Regions from separate parts of the Mus musculus genome. Here region 1 is linked to region 2. Evidence: chromatin loops called from intact Hi-C (ENCODE). Cell type or tissue: heart. All regions are shown on one strand. Links, peaks and the distances in the headings refer to the core of each region. The heading gives the core; the rest is flanking DNA.

Region 1 (6,554 bases), core at 1,699-5,698, 77 kb after region 2:
GCAAAACCTCTGCCACAGGACCACCTGAATTCCCTGGAACATGGTACTATCAGGACTCACTATGTTCTTCAAGCAGGGGGCTCTTGACCCCAACACAGACCCATATGTATCTTCATCTTCCTCCCTTCTTCCCTTAAAGGCTTTCAGGGTTAACCAGCTCCCCGCTGTAGCTTCTGCACTCCTCCAGGGGTCTTCTCAGAGGTTGATGTCCAATCTCCATTAAAGGTTGGCAGCCTGACAATAGGCCGTTCTTGCTGGCTGATGTGGTGTGGGATCACCTGAAGCTGAGAACAAGAAGGATATATATATATATATATATATATATATATATATATATATATAATATCTTGATTTTTTGGTTTTTCGAGACGGTTTCTCTGTGTAGCCCTCACTGCCCTGGAACTCACTTTGTAGACCAGCAATGCACCTATGCACCTGGCTTTTCCACAGACGCTGGGGAGCCAGGTCAGGCCCTTGCCCTGGCACGGCAACCATTTTATAGACCAAGGCCCACACAAGTAACTGTTCTTTCTTCTTCTTCATTTGTATATCATGGGATTCCTAGGGGAGCCCCTGATGGGGGTTCACTCAGATTAAAGCATGTTTTTAAATCAAACTGCTTCTACACGTGGGAAACTATATAACACACACACACACACACACACACACACACACACACACACACACACACGGCCCTGTACTTTCCCCAGGGGACATGCACACAGGGGCAGCCCCAAGAGGAGAATATTTGGTTTATGCAGCTTGACATCATTAGTCCTCCCCTCCCCCTCCCACTGCCCCAATGGCTATGTGACTCGTTTTAGACAAGGCACTGGCAGTGACCCAGTAGCATTCAGTGTGAAACAACTTGTGGGCCAATGAATTGTCTCAGTGAGTGGAGGTGACTGCCACCAAGCCTAACCACCTGAGTTTGATCCCAGGACCCACCTGGTAGAAAGAGACCCGGCTCCTATAGGTTATCTTCTGTTCTCTACATAAATAAATAAATGTGATTTTAAACATAAAAATACAATAATTACTCTGCCAGTTGGGACCAGTTGATCTTGGGACTGGCAAGCTCTTTTACCAAGGAATTTTATTCAATTCCTTGAATAGCTTTCACTGAAACTTGAAAGGGGATGAAATGTCATTCTTGATTTAGTGTCACTGTGGGTTCAAGCTCATGAAGTTCTATTCTCTCCGTGGAGGTATTAGCTGTGGCTGAGAACTCTCTAAACTTTAAAAAGGTATGGCATGTCTTTACCCCGTAATCTGATGTTGAATTTATTTTTTTATTATATTTATTTATTTTTATTTTATTTTATTTTATTTTATTTCTTCTTCCCTCTCCCTCTTTCTCTGGCCCTGCTCTCTCTGGGCCCGCGCTCTCCAGCCCATAGAGTTTTTTAAAATTTGTTTCTCATTACGAATGGTTGTGAGCCATCATGTGGTTGGTTGCTGGGATTTGAACTCATGACCTCTGGAAGAGCAGTCAGTGCTCTTAACCGCTGAGCCATCTCACCAGCCCTAATGTTGAATTTATAATTAATGATTATATTGTCTGCAATTTTCATGCAATAAAATTCAGCCATCATATTTTGATGGGAATCCTATAATATGTTGAATAACAAAACAAAAACTTGTGAATACTGCACATGGGTGTGCTGGGGCCGGTCTGCCGCGAGATGCTCGTGTACAGAGCTCTCCTCACCGTCCAGGGAGAACAGGGAGGGCATACCATATCCTTAGCTCCAGATGCCCTGCTTTTACCCAGTCTGACCAACCCTGAAACCACTTTCCCACCCCCACCCCTTCACGTGTCAGCTCATGCATACAGTTAGAGAGAAGTCAAGAACACCCAGATAAAAGCCCAGGTTTTACTTCCCCGTGTGTGCACAGCGAGAACTGTCTGCTGTAGGCTTTATGCAAATTGGGGGGGGGGGAGAAGACAGAGGAGAACATTACCCCCAGTGTTAATTTACTCTAGGCCTCCAAGAAGTAGGAGCCGTGGCCTTTTGAGTAAGGAGCCGGACGAAGGTTAAACTAGACCGATAAATAGCCAAGAGCCAGCTATTCATATAACTTTGTTTTAAACTATGTTAAGGAAACAAAATGGGAAGAAATGATATGGGAGCTGGGCATGGAACCCAGGGGCTAGACTGTCTAGGATTTGAGAAGGGCTGTGTTTTATCGCCAGCAGCACACGACCAAGCACGGTGGCACACGACTATAATTCCAGGACTTAGGAGAGGAGAGTCAGGAGTATCAGAAGTTCAGGGGCATCCTCAGCTACACAGGAAGTTGAGGGAGGGGGAGGGGAAGGGGAGGGGGAGGGGGGAGAGAAGGAAGGGGGAGGGGGGGAGTGAGAGGGGGAGGGGGAGAGGCAGGAAGGGGGAGGGGAGGGGGAGAGGGGGAGGAGAAGGGGAAGGGGAGGGAGAGGGAGGGGGTGGGAGAGAAAAACCAAATCTAGAAAATAGAAAGTCAGAGTCTGCCAGAGAAGAATAGCAGGAACCATTGATAACAACCTCCTCTCCCTCCTACACACTCCTGTGTCTGCCAAGAAGCAAGGGCCTGCCTGGAGTCAAAGGGCCCTAGTGGACAAGAAGTGGTTTCACTTCACGTGCTATTCCCTGAGAGCCCTTCTCACTTGGGAAAGCAGAAGTTCATGTATTAAAATAGAACGATTGTGCATGTAAGAATAATGCCATCAGCAAAGCGGCTCTTCCTGCTCTAACATTCAGTCATACGGTCTGTGGCTAGCTCTTTCCAGTATGGACTCTGCTGGCATCTCTAGCTTAGCTTTTGACAGGAGAATTTAGGAGTGCTAGCTGAAAAACCTGGCATTGTTTACTGTAAACCCTGTACTGAATTCTCAAATAAATCCTTTGTGCCAGAAAGGTCTAAGAAGGACCCTGCGCTCTGCACAGCTCACCCTGACCAGAGCACCTGCTCAGCTGGTCAGTGCTGGGGTGGCAGTGGGGCGCAGTGTGTGCTGCAACAGGTCTTGGGGATTGGACCGCCCAGGTTTCCTTATCTCTCCCTCTTCCTCCTCCTCCCCCCCCCCCCCCATTGCCTCTTAAAGACAGAGAGCATAGTCCTTTCCCCATCAATTTAGTTTTCCCTCCTTTCCGATCAGGTGTAACAGTAGAGAAATTAAAACTAAACTGGCCTAGAACCAGGGATGGAGTTAATAAAAGATGCTAATCTGAGAGCCTGTTAGAAACACAGCATTTCAGGCTCAACCCAGACCTACAGAACCAGAGCTTTCCTTTCAGCAAGATTGCTCTACTTGCCAGTACACAACAGTTCCAGGAACCCTGGGGGAAAGAAAGCTTTAAAAGAACCTAGGGTTTTTTTTCGGGGGGGGGGGGGGGGGGTTTCCTCTGTGAAATTTTGGATTACAGTGCCATCTTGTGGTCACATCAGTAGTTACACTTGTTCGTTGAAGAGGATGAGCTACCAGAACAACTCAGTAAAGGTCAAAAGGAAAAAAATGAGCAGTAGTCAGAGGTCTGCCATTGCGGTCTCTTTCCACACAGTGTCCATTGAAAATACACAGTTCTTCTCCCAACGGTGCCCTCTCCCCTAATTCAGAAGAGCTGCCGGTGGATCTAGGGGTTTTCTTCATCAGAAGTGGTAGCACACATTCAGGAATTTCGTCCCACTTACACCTTCATGTTTCTAAAACTAAATTATCCTAGAGGGTTAAAAGATCACTGGGTCTACTGAATGAGTTCCAGGACAGCCAGGGCTACTAAGAGAAACCCTGTTTTGAAAAAACCAGAAAACAAAACAAAACAAACAGAGATTATCTAGACAGTGATCCCTCTTTAAGGGTGAGGACTGCTTTCATTTTTTAAATATTTATTTATTTATTTTGTGTGTGTGTGAATGCTGTAGAAACGCCAGAAAGGGGCATTAGTTTTCATTATTGGTGGTTGTGAGCCACCATGTGGTTACTGGGATTTGAACTCAGGACCTGTGGAAGAGCAGTCAATGCTATTAACCGCTGAGCCATCTCTCCAGCCAAGGACTGCTTCATTATTAGAGCTGGCTTTTACTGGGCACCAGCTATGTATCGTGTGCTGTCTAAACTGCTGGTGGATTTACCTATTTGGCCTTCACAGTTCAGCGAGTCAGCCCAGCACGGTGGTACTCACCTGTAGTCCCATCACTTGGGAAGCTGGGGCAGAAGGATGGTCACGATCTACATAGAAAGACCCTTTCTTCAAAACCAAAACAGCAAGAAACAGGCTGGAGGATCTCTGTGAGTTTGAGGCCAGCCAGGGCTACACAGTGAGACTCTGTCCCAACAAATAGACAAGTAGGATGAAGCAGGTGGTCTTTTAACTCTAATCTGCAGGAGCTCACCTGACAATAGCCTTTATCTATATCAGGCTGAGCATCTATCATTTGAAAACCTGAAGTCTGAAATGCTCCAGAATTATTTTTTTTTCCTAAAATGAACTCTTACTCTGTAGCCCAGGCTATCCTGTCTTGCCTCAACCTCCTGTATAGCAGGGTTACAGATGTGAGACACCACATCTGACAAAATCTGACACCCTGAACATCAATGTAATGTCCAAAATGGAGAAGTCTGCTCCTGACAGCATGCCAAAAATATAAATAGGGGTAGAGTGCTTGGCCACCATTTGGATGGCTGTAAGTTTGACCCCCCCCCAAATACCACAAATAATAACAAAAGCAATAATAACAAATAAAATACTGGATAAAGTTCCCTTAAGGCCATGAGTATAGGATGCATTTGAAACTCAGTTCCACTTCCTGTTGCTGTGACACAAACAATGTAGGAGAGGAAGGGTTTAATCTTACCCTACAGTCGAGAGAAGGCCATCATGGTGGGCAGTCGAGACAGCAGGACCTTTAGCAGCTGGTCACATTGCGTCAACAGCCAAAAGGCAAAGAACGGGCCAGTGGGGCAGCTTACTGGGTATTGACACTGGCAGGCAAGCGGGACAGCTTACTGGGTACGGACACTGGCAGGCAAGCGGGACAGCTTACTGGGTACGGACACTGGCAGGCAAGCGGGACAGCTTACTGGGTACGGACACTGGCAGGCAAGCGGGACAGCTTACTGGGTACGGACACTGGCAGGCAAGCGGGACAGCTTACTGGGTACGGACACTGGCAGGCAAGCGGGACAGCTTACTGGGTACGGACACTGGCAGGCAAGCGGGACAGCTTACTGGGTACGGACACTGGCAGGCAAGCGGGACAGCTTACTGGGTACAGACACTGGCAGGCTAGCGGGACGGCTTACTGAGTACTGACACTGGCAGGCAAACCTGGAGACCTGAATCCAATGCCCCAAGCCACACTAAAGTGTGGAAGGAGAGAACCAACTCCACAGTGTTGTCCTCTCAGCTACACATGTACATCACAGCACACCACATGCCACACACACACATTGCACACACGCATAATGCACACACATACACATAATGCATACACACACATTTCTGCCATCTGAATTACATAATGTACTGAAGAGAGAAAGGGTTTATTCTACCCTACAGTCAAGATATGGTCCACCATGGTGGGGGAATCAAGGCAGCATGAGCTTGAAGCAGCTGATGACATTACACCAATAGTCAAAAAACAAAGGATGGGCTAGTAAGATAGCTCTTAATACATCATGCATACACACACGCCATGCTCACACACATATCATGAACACATCTGTCCTACACACATCATACAGGCACACACCATGTACACACATATCACTCACACACATCATGTACACACACATCTTGCACCGTGCACACATACATACCATGGACACACTTGTCATACATACACATCATATGCACACATACACAAACATACACACACCAGGCATACATCCTACGTGCACACACATGTACACACATATCTTGTACACACACATCATATGAAGAAGAAACAAAGGAACAGTGAGTGCCAGTGCCCGCCCACTGTGAACTAGGGCCTTCCCACGTTACTTACTGTAATTGCAATGATCCTCCGGGGGATTGGCCTGAGGTCCCTTTCCTAGATCCTGTCATCACTGGAAGCATAAACATGGACAGTCTGTGTTTAAATTTCCAAACTCTGAAAGAAAATCTGAAAGATAAAAAGCACTTCTGGTTCTGAGCACTCTGGATTAGGGATACTCAATGCGTGTTATAGATGTGCTAATTCATAAAAGGGCATGATTTATGCTTCTACCTTGAAAAGGCTGTTATAGGTGGAATCCACAGCCCATCTGTCTGTCTGTCTGTCTGTCTGTCTGTCTGTCTCTCTCTCTTTCTCTCTCTCTCTCCCATTGACCTATGCACTTCAAGGAGGCTAATTTTCCCCAAACATAGCTCTGTTGCACATCTGGCTAGAGCTGAAAGAGGCTGTGGTAATTGGAAAGTATCGACTAGCTTTCTTGTCACTATGCCCTTTGTGCTCCTTAAACTGGGGCTAGCCTTTTTCTTTTGTTCTCTTGGCTGATTATAAAGAATGATAGTTTAGAAGATGGCCACCTAGTGGCTAAGCTGACCCTTCCGGGGAACCTGGAGAGCAGA
Region 2 (6,554 bases), core at 1,136-5,135:
AGAGCTCGGCAGACTGTAAAGCACTGCTCTTCTGAAGAGGCCTATCTGTGCAATATGAAGCATCATCAGCTAAGAATGAACAAGGGAGAGTGATGTCAGGCAAGTAACAGAGGACAAGGGTGGGCGTGAGAAAGGGTAGGAGGGTGTTGGGCCAAGGGAGAGTGGTGAAAAGCTGGTAGAATGGCACCTCCTTTAGGCCAGGACACGGTCTGAAGTCCACATGAGACCAGCCCTGGGTAGTGTCAATATTTACTGGCAACTCTGTTAAGTCACTCTGGCAATGTGGTCCTGGGGAAACAGTGACTTAATTTGGATTGAGAAGAGAGGAGTGAGGTCGCTGAGAACGAACGTAGAGGTATAATGAAGGGGTGGCCCATGATGTTTCTGTGCAGTGAGACTGGGGAACTGTTGGCATCAGAGGGAAAGACTTGAGCTAGAAATAGAAATCAGAATGCTTACAAGCCAGATCATGGCTGGTGTTAACAGCATCTCGGGTACAATCAGGGGTGTTCTATTCAACTACCAAAACCTGAATTAGTGAAGGGCTGGTGCTCAACTTAGTGAACCAAACACCAAACCTGAAACATCAGGCAGAATGGTTGAGATCAGTTGGTGATTGATTTCAAGGACTGGTTTCAAATGCTGGAAGGAAAGACAGAGATGGGGAAATCAGAAAGTCAAGGGCAGATGCCTCCAGGGTCCTATAAGGATGCAGCTAGGAGCCAGACACCAGGCTAGTATGCAGGTCTCAGTGCCTAGATCCTCCTATGACACCAAGAGTCATGAGAAGAGCTTCAAAAATGGTGTCAACATCTGGCTCCTCTGAGCCTTTTTTAACAATTTGGGAGCACGGGAAGTGTTGGTAAGCTCCTGTTTCTAACATTCTGACTCATACTTGGTATCTCTGAGTGTCCTGTTCTTTGTCTATCTCAGGAGTGTGCACTGAGTAGTGTCTGTATCTTCCCACAGGCAGTGAGGATGCTTCGCCGTGTGCTTTCTCGTGTTAGACCCATTTCTAGCCCCGCCCCCAATCCATCCGATTATATTCTTGGCTTAATTTGTGCCCGCCCTTTGGGTTTCTCAGTCACATTTTTATTGATGTGTGGAAAACCTGACATAGTTTGGATACCATTACATGGTTGTACGCACTACAAATACCATTTTAATTCAGTCCGTGGTTTGTCTTCCCCACAAATTCAACAGCAAATGTTAGCTTTAATATCAGTACTTAATAATGTTTTCCTTCTGTCTGAACTGCGACAGGATATTAACTGGCTTTAGGCTATATTATCTTATTTATCCCACTGTGACATTTAAAAAAAATTAAAGTAGCATAACACATAAAATCGGATAGGGTGGCGCATGCTTGCAATGTCAACACCGGGGAGCCGAGGCAGGACGATATGAGACCCACTTGTAAGATGCTATCTCATAAAATATGAAACATCATATATGGTATTTTTTAAAGGACAAAGGGGGATAACATGGTGAATGGGACTCTCTCTTAGTTATGCTGGAAGACAAGAGTTCTGAAGAAAAGCATTGTATGTGTTCCAGTATATGCATGTGATAATGCTACTAGTCTCCTGTGGCCGATATAGGAAATTTCCTTTAGCCACGTGGCTTAAAACAACAGCAATGTGTTCCTCTTATGGCTCTAGAAATCAGACAGTTGGAAGTGAAGGCAGGGTGGTGCTCCCTCTGCCTTCTGGCCGCAGGCATCCATCGGCTTCTGACTCTGAACCTGAGTTCCGGCTTCTGAGTCAAATGGCTACCTCTCGGTGTCTCCTTATGTGAGACTTGGGACCTGGCACACTGTGATGCTGAGCACAGTCTTGGGACGGCCTGCCCCTGACCAGTCCATTTCTTAGCTACTCCTGAACCAGTGTGAGGTGGGGGTAGAACACTTATCTCCCAGCACCTTTATGAGTGTTGGTAAGTACTTGTAAAATGCCCAGAGTAAAGCTGGCAGGAAGACGAGCCCTGTATATGCGTGCTAGGCCATAGTTCTGCTTCCTGATTTGCTTCATGTGATCTCAATGCTCTATGATCTTTCTACTTTCCCATGTGAAAACATGGCTTTCACAGAATCCAAATCTCCTACTCTTGTGGCTTCTTTTTTTGTCAGTTATCATTCCAGCTGCTTGGTATTCATTATCATCCCTCGAAAAAAAATCACAACTCTGACTGTTCTGTAGATGAAAAAATAATCTCAGTGAGGTTACACAACTTGCCCAAAGCTACACAGTTGGCTAAGCGAGGCACTCAGCCCAATGTGTTCTCTTTTCTGCTCATTTTCCTGTCATGTGGTCCCTTCCATGTGAGTTGCATGAATTAGGTTGGCTCTACCCTTCCCCTTAGAGTTGTGACAGCTTCAACAGGAGTAGCACTTGCATCCCCAAAGGTCATCATTACTGTGCAATACAACCGAGATGTGAGTCATGTGACCGCTCTTCAATGCTAGGCGCACGTATGTGTGTGCCTGTATGCGTGCGTGCGTGCTTGCTCAAGCTTGTGTGTATACCTCTGAATCATGTGGTTTCTTAAGAAGCAGGCCCAGTGTTGCCTGCCATCCCTTGCATCTCATTGGCTCCTCTCCCCTCTGCCTAGGTCTCCAGTCGGGTCTGGATATCTCCACTCATTCGCTCCCTCCACACACTAGTTGCCAGCTTTGCCCCATCACTCCTTGCTGAGCCTCCCCAGTTCGGAGAAGACTTCCTCTTATGTTTGCTGAGTGACTATGAGCAGTAAGATGTTCTTCTTCGTTTCCTCCCGAAAGCAGAAGTGATTTCCAGCTTATCATTGGCCAACGTACAGTCTTGGTAGTTTTTTGTTTTTGTTTTTTTGTTCAAAGACGAGATGATGGTAGCCAGAGAGATCAATTAGGAGACGATCATCTAGTTAATCGAGTGAGAAGCCGGGATACAGGGACACCTGCTCAAAGTGTCTGCCCTTCATCCTCTTTGCCTTTCAGCCTTGACTAAACGTGTTTCTCAAATTCTAAACAGTCTTTAGAAAACCAAGTTCTAAGCTGCTGTGGAAGAAGACCAGCATCGCTTGCTCTTCCCGAATTAAGAACTGAAGCTCCCAGTAGTAGTGAATGTTGACAAACTGTCGAGGCTGGCTAAATGTGTATTGACACTGAAACTTCTCTTGAAAACCGGCTTTCCAAAAAGCACGCCATGAGCTTTAAGCTTATTTTGTTTTTAAAGTATCTCTGTCAGTCCCAAGGTGCTGAAACCTTGCTCGAATGACAGTGGTGATTTTGTAGGGGAAATATGAAGGATTGTCACAGCACAGAACTGAATCTCCTAACTTCTATCCTGGTGGCAATTTAAAATTCAGTCTGAAATAAAACAAAACAAACAACAAACAACAAAACTAAACAAAAATAAAAACCAAAAAGCAGACAAAACATACCTTAAATAAATACTCGTAGTAACACCAAAATGTTCATAATCTGCTTGTTTATATGAATCTAAAGATTGAAGCAAAGATTTATAGACGGCAGCTCAGAGCCCCTCTGCTTTGGAAGGGTTTTATACACGGGGTAATTCCAACGAGTACCAAGAGATGACGCCAAACCACTCCTAAGTACCGTGGTTCCCAGGCTTAGGACTAGGGTTGGTCAAGCAACTTATTTTTTCAGAGAAATTCGGAGAAGGAAGTCTTGGTAAGTAAGAAGGCTTTTCTGGATTTTTCAAATTACTGCGTTGATATTTCAATCGAGAAAGAAAATGGTACCGTCAGTGCTGGAAATAGGTAACCTTTCTTTGAAATTTTTACAAAACGATTTTGTGGCGGTGTTTTAAAGCGTGGCTGTCGTTTGGACTACCTAAGAATTTTCTGTGACTTTCGGGTAGACAGACAACAGCTGGCATTTCAGCGGTAGCCAAGGAAGTGAGTCGACTTCTGTGACTTTTCCTGTCCCGTTGGTTTGGGCTGTTTTCTCCTTTCACGAAGTTTTGTAGTCTTTTGTGGTCGTGACAGCACACTGGGCTGTGTGTATAAAAACAGTGTTCTGTTTCCTCATCACGTGGTACTATAATCTTTTATTAGTCTGTACCTCTCACTAATTTATGAGCGTTTTGGAGGAAGGATTTAATTCTGTCCCTCCTATGTGAATTCGTTTCCGCTGCGCTAGTTTTTGCCGTGCCCTTTGTCCACAGAAGAATCTGAAGAAACATTTGGTGGAAGTGACTGAGATCAAGATTCCCAAACTCTTTGTAACTTTGAATCCAGCCGGAAGCTGGCACTTGGCCTTCAAACCCAAAGTTTGACAGAGCCAGGTTTCTCTTGTGCTTGTGTTGACTTGATTACAACCCTCCCCCCCACCCCCCTTTTCTCATAGCTTTAGTTTTTACGGCGCTCCCTCCATCCGCCACCACTTTTGGTTTTGTGGTTGACTATTCTTTTCTCTTTCACTTTCTGTTTGATGTATTAAGCAAATTCTTATTGTCTCCTCATACTTCCTTTAAAATAAATAAATAAACCTTCCCCTTTGTCCCACCCATGCTACCTACGAATTCATTAAAGTCTGGGGCTGTTTGCCAGAATGTGCACCCTAGGAACATCTCGAGGTTCTGAGCATCTTCCAGGACGCGCATATCCATGTGGGGGACATGGCAGCTGAATGAATGACAGTCCCTTGAACATAGACACGTAAGCTGCCCTCGGGGGGTGGGGGAGGGGGATTTGTAGGAGGGGACCTCATCCGTGAATGTCCATTCTCTGCCACCTTGTTGAAGAGGTTGGGCCCTCTTTATGTGTGTATTTATATCATAAATAATACAAGCATGCTTGCATATAAAACTTTTTGGCGGGGTATATTTTAAGAGAGCTTTAATTGATTAGTTCTTTGAGAATTTTGAACACTGTGTTTTTCTTCGCCCCTTCCTAACTCTTAACCACCCACCCACCTGAGTGTCCCCCCAACCCACCCCCGTCCAATCCCATCAAATCCAACTTGTGCTATCCATGTACTCTTGGCTATGTTGCCTTATATTGGACTGAGTTAGGCTTACCAAGGGCTCCTCTTCTCCCGGCAACCCTCAACTGCCTCAGCACGGAGTGGAACATTATGCCCGCCTCCACACTCCAAGCTGAAATTCTGTTAGAGACAACTTTTCCCATTAATTAATTAATTAATTAATTCGCTCATTCATTTACATTACATCCCAATATCAGCTCCCTCTCCTATCAGTGCCCCCTCATGCAGCTCCTCTTCCAACTTCCCCCCTCCTCCTCCTCTGAGATGGGGGACTCCCCCCATATCACTTCACCCTGGCACATCAAATAAAGACGGCTTTTTACAAGATTGTAAGAGATAATAGCCTGAGACCCCAGAAGATGTTAAAAGTTTTGAAATTTTAGAAATACTTGAAACTGTAAAAAAGAAAATTAAATTAAGCCCTGATCCTGACATCACTGCTATTTGCATTAGGCATAATTTTTTCACATTCTTCCCCCACGGGTTTTGAGATGCTCTAATCTGTATTCTTACAAATTAGAGTCTTGGTGGGTGTGCAGTGTGGTAACCTTCCTTCCGGTCACTTAATGCTATATTGCAGGATTTTTTTTTTTAATGCAGTGACCGAGGCTGTATGTCGTGCCACGTTGTGAATGAACCATCATTTTCTACCCTAGCCATTCTGATCTTTCCGGTTTTTATCACGGTTTTTATCACGGTGTGAGCATCCCCACAACCTCACCGTCCTGTGGACCTCTACTGATCCCTTCAGTGAATGCTCAGCTGTGGAATTGCTGAAGTAAAGAGCAGCGAATTTTAAAGGAATTTACATAAATTACCACATTACCCAGTGGAACTACGCTAATTTTTCAGACTCATTTGCTTTGTTCCCACACTTAACTTTATAATTTCCTCACATCTTGAATTTATTGATACCTAGAGCTTCCACTCGATCAAGCAAGAACTCCCAACATGCGTCAGTTTCATTCCTTTTTTCTCCCAACATCTAATCATTCCTTCATAATCCTTGGCAAAGTTAAGTCCCAATTTCTTCTAAAAATATTTGTCATCAATATTTGCTGTGGCTCAGCAGTAAACATTACTACATTTTTGCTAATTACTTGTTCTTTTTCTTTTAAGAAATCTATTTGTTCATTGTTATATGTCTGAGCATTTTGTCAGCCCTACTGGTGCTGGGAGTGGCATGTAAGAACAACGTGTGTGTTCATGATCACTGAACCGTTTCTCCAGCCCCTGCCTTGCTTCTTTTTATCTTTCTTTTTTGATAGTACTAGGGCTTGAACATAGAACCTCAAGCATGCTAGACAAGTCCTCTATCACTAAGCCACTAGGAGTTCATTCTGGAACCTCCTTGCCGGGGCATTCAATTTCTTTCTCTGAGGATTGGACCCATTCTCCCAGAGTGTAACCATGGATCTGGTCTCCACACCTTCTAGCACTTCTTTTGTGGTTTCTCTTTGGCCTCCTATGGTGGGCCTTAGGGAAAATTCCCTTCTTGGTCTTCTATCCCACTCAATGGGGCTATTTTTATGATTCAGCTCGTCCAAAGAGTTCTCCATTTCAA

The links. A loop is a pair of places that touch in the nucleus more often than their neighbours do. Peaks named below come from ENCODE experiments on the same cell type or tissue, not always from the same donor. Only the 100,000 strongest peaks of a DNase experiment are listed, where the experiment ranks them.
Region 1: a loop joins it to region 2, with 4 times the contacts of the local background. A loop is called at or near these places in 22 of 42 quality-filtered maps.

The regions. Positions count from the first base shown.
Region 1 is chr5:64,880,515-64,887,068 of GRCm38, reverse strand. It overlaps Gm31889 (a long non-coding RNA gene), which reads right to left. Exons shown (of 5, transcript XR_001784867.1): 3 at 5,989-6,049; 4 at 61-284. Among named protein-coding and RNA genes, the nearest start is that of Gm31889, 4.2 kb to the right of the region's middle. In heart, for the core only: CTCF peaks have their summits at 2,593, 3,245 and 3,445 (motif pointing left); a DNase peak (open chromatin) is centred at 2,588; H3K27ac peaks cover 762 bases.
Region 2 is chr5:64,957,142-64,963,695 of GRCm38, reverse strand. Tlr6 (toll-like receptor 6) reads left to right here and starts at 3,648. Exons shown (of 2, transcript NM_001359180.2): 1 at 3,648-3,673. In heart, for the core only: a CTCF peak has its summit at 3,570; DNase peaks (open chromatin) are centred at 2,725 and 3,595.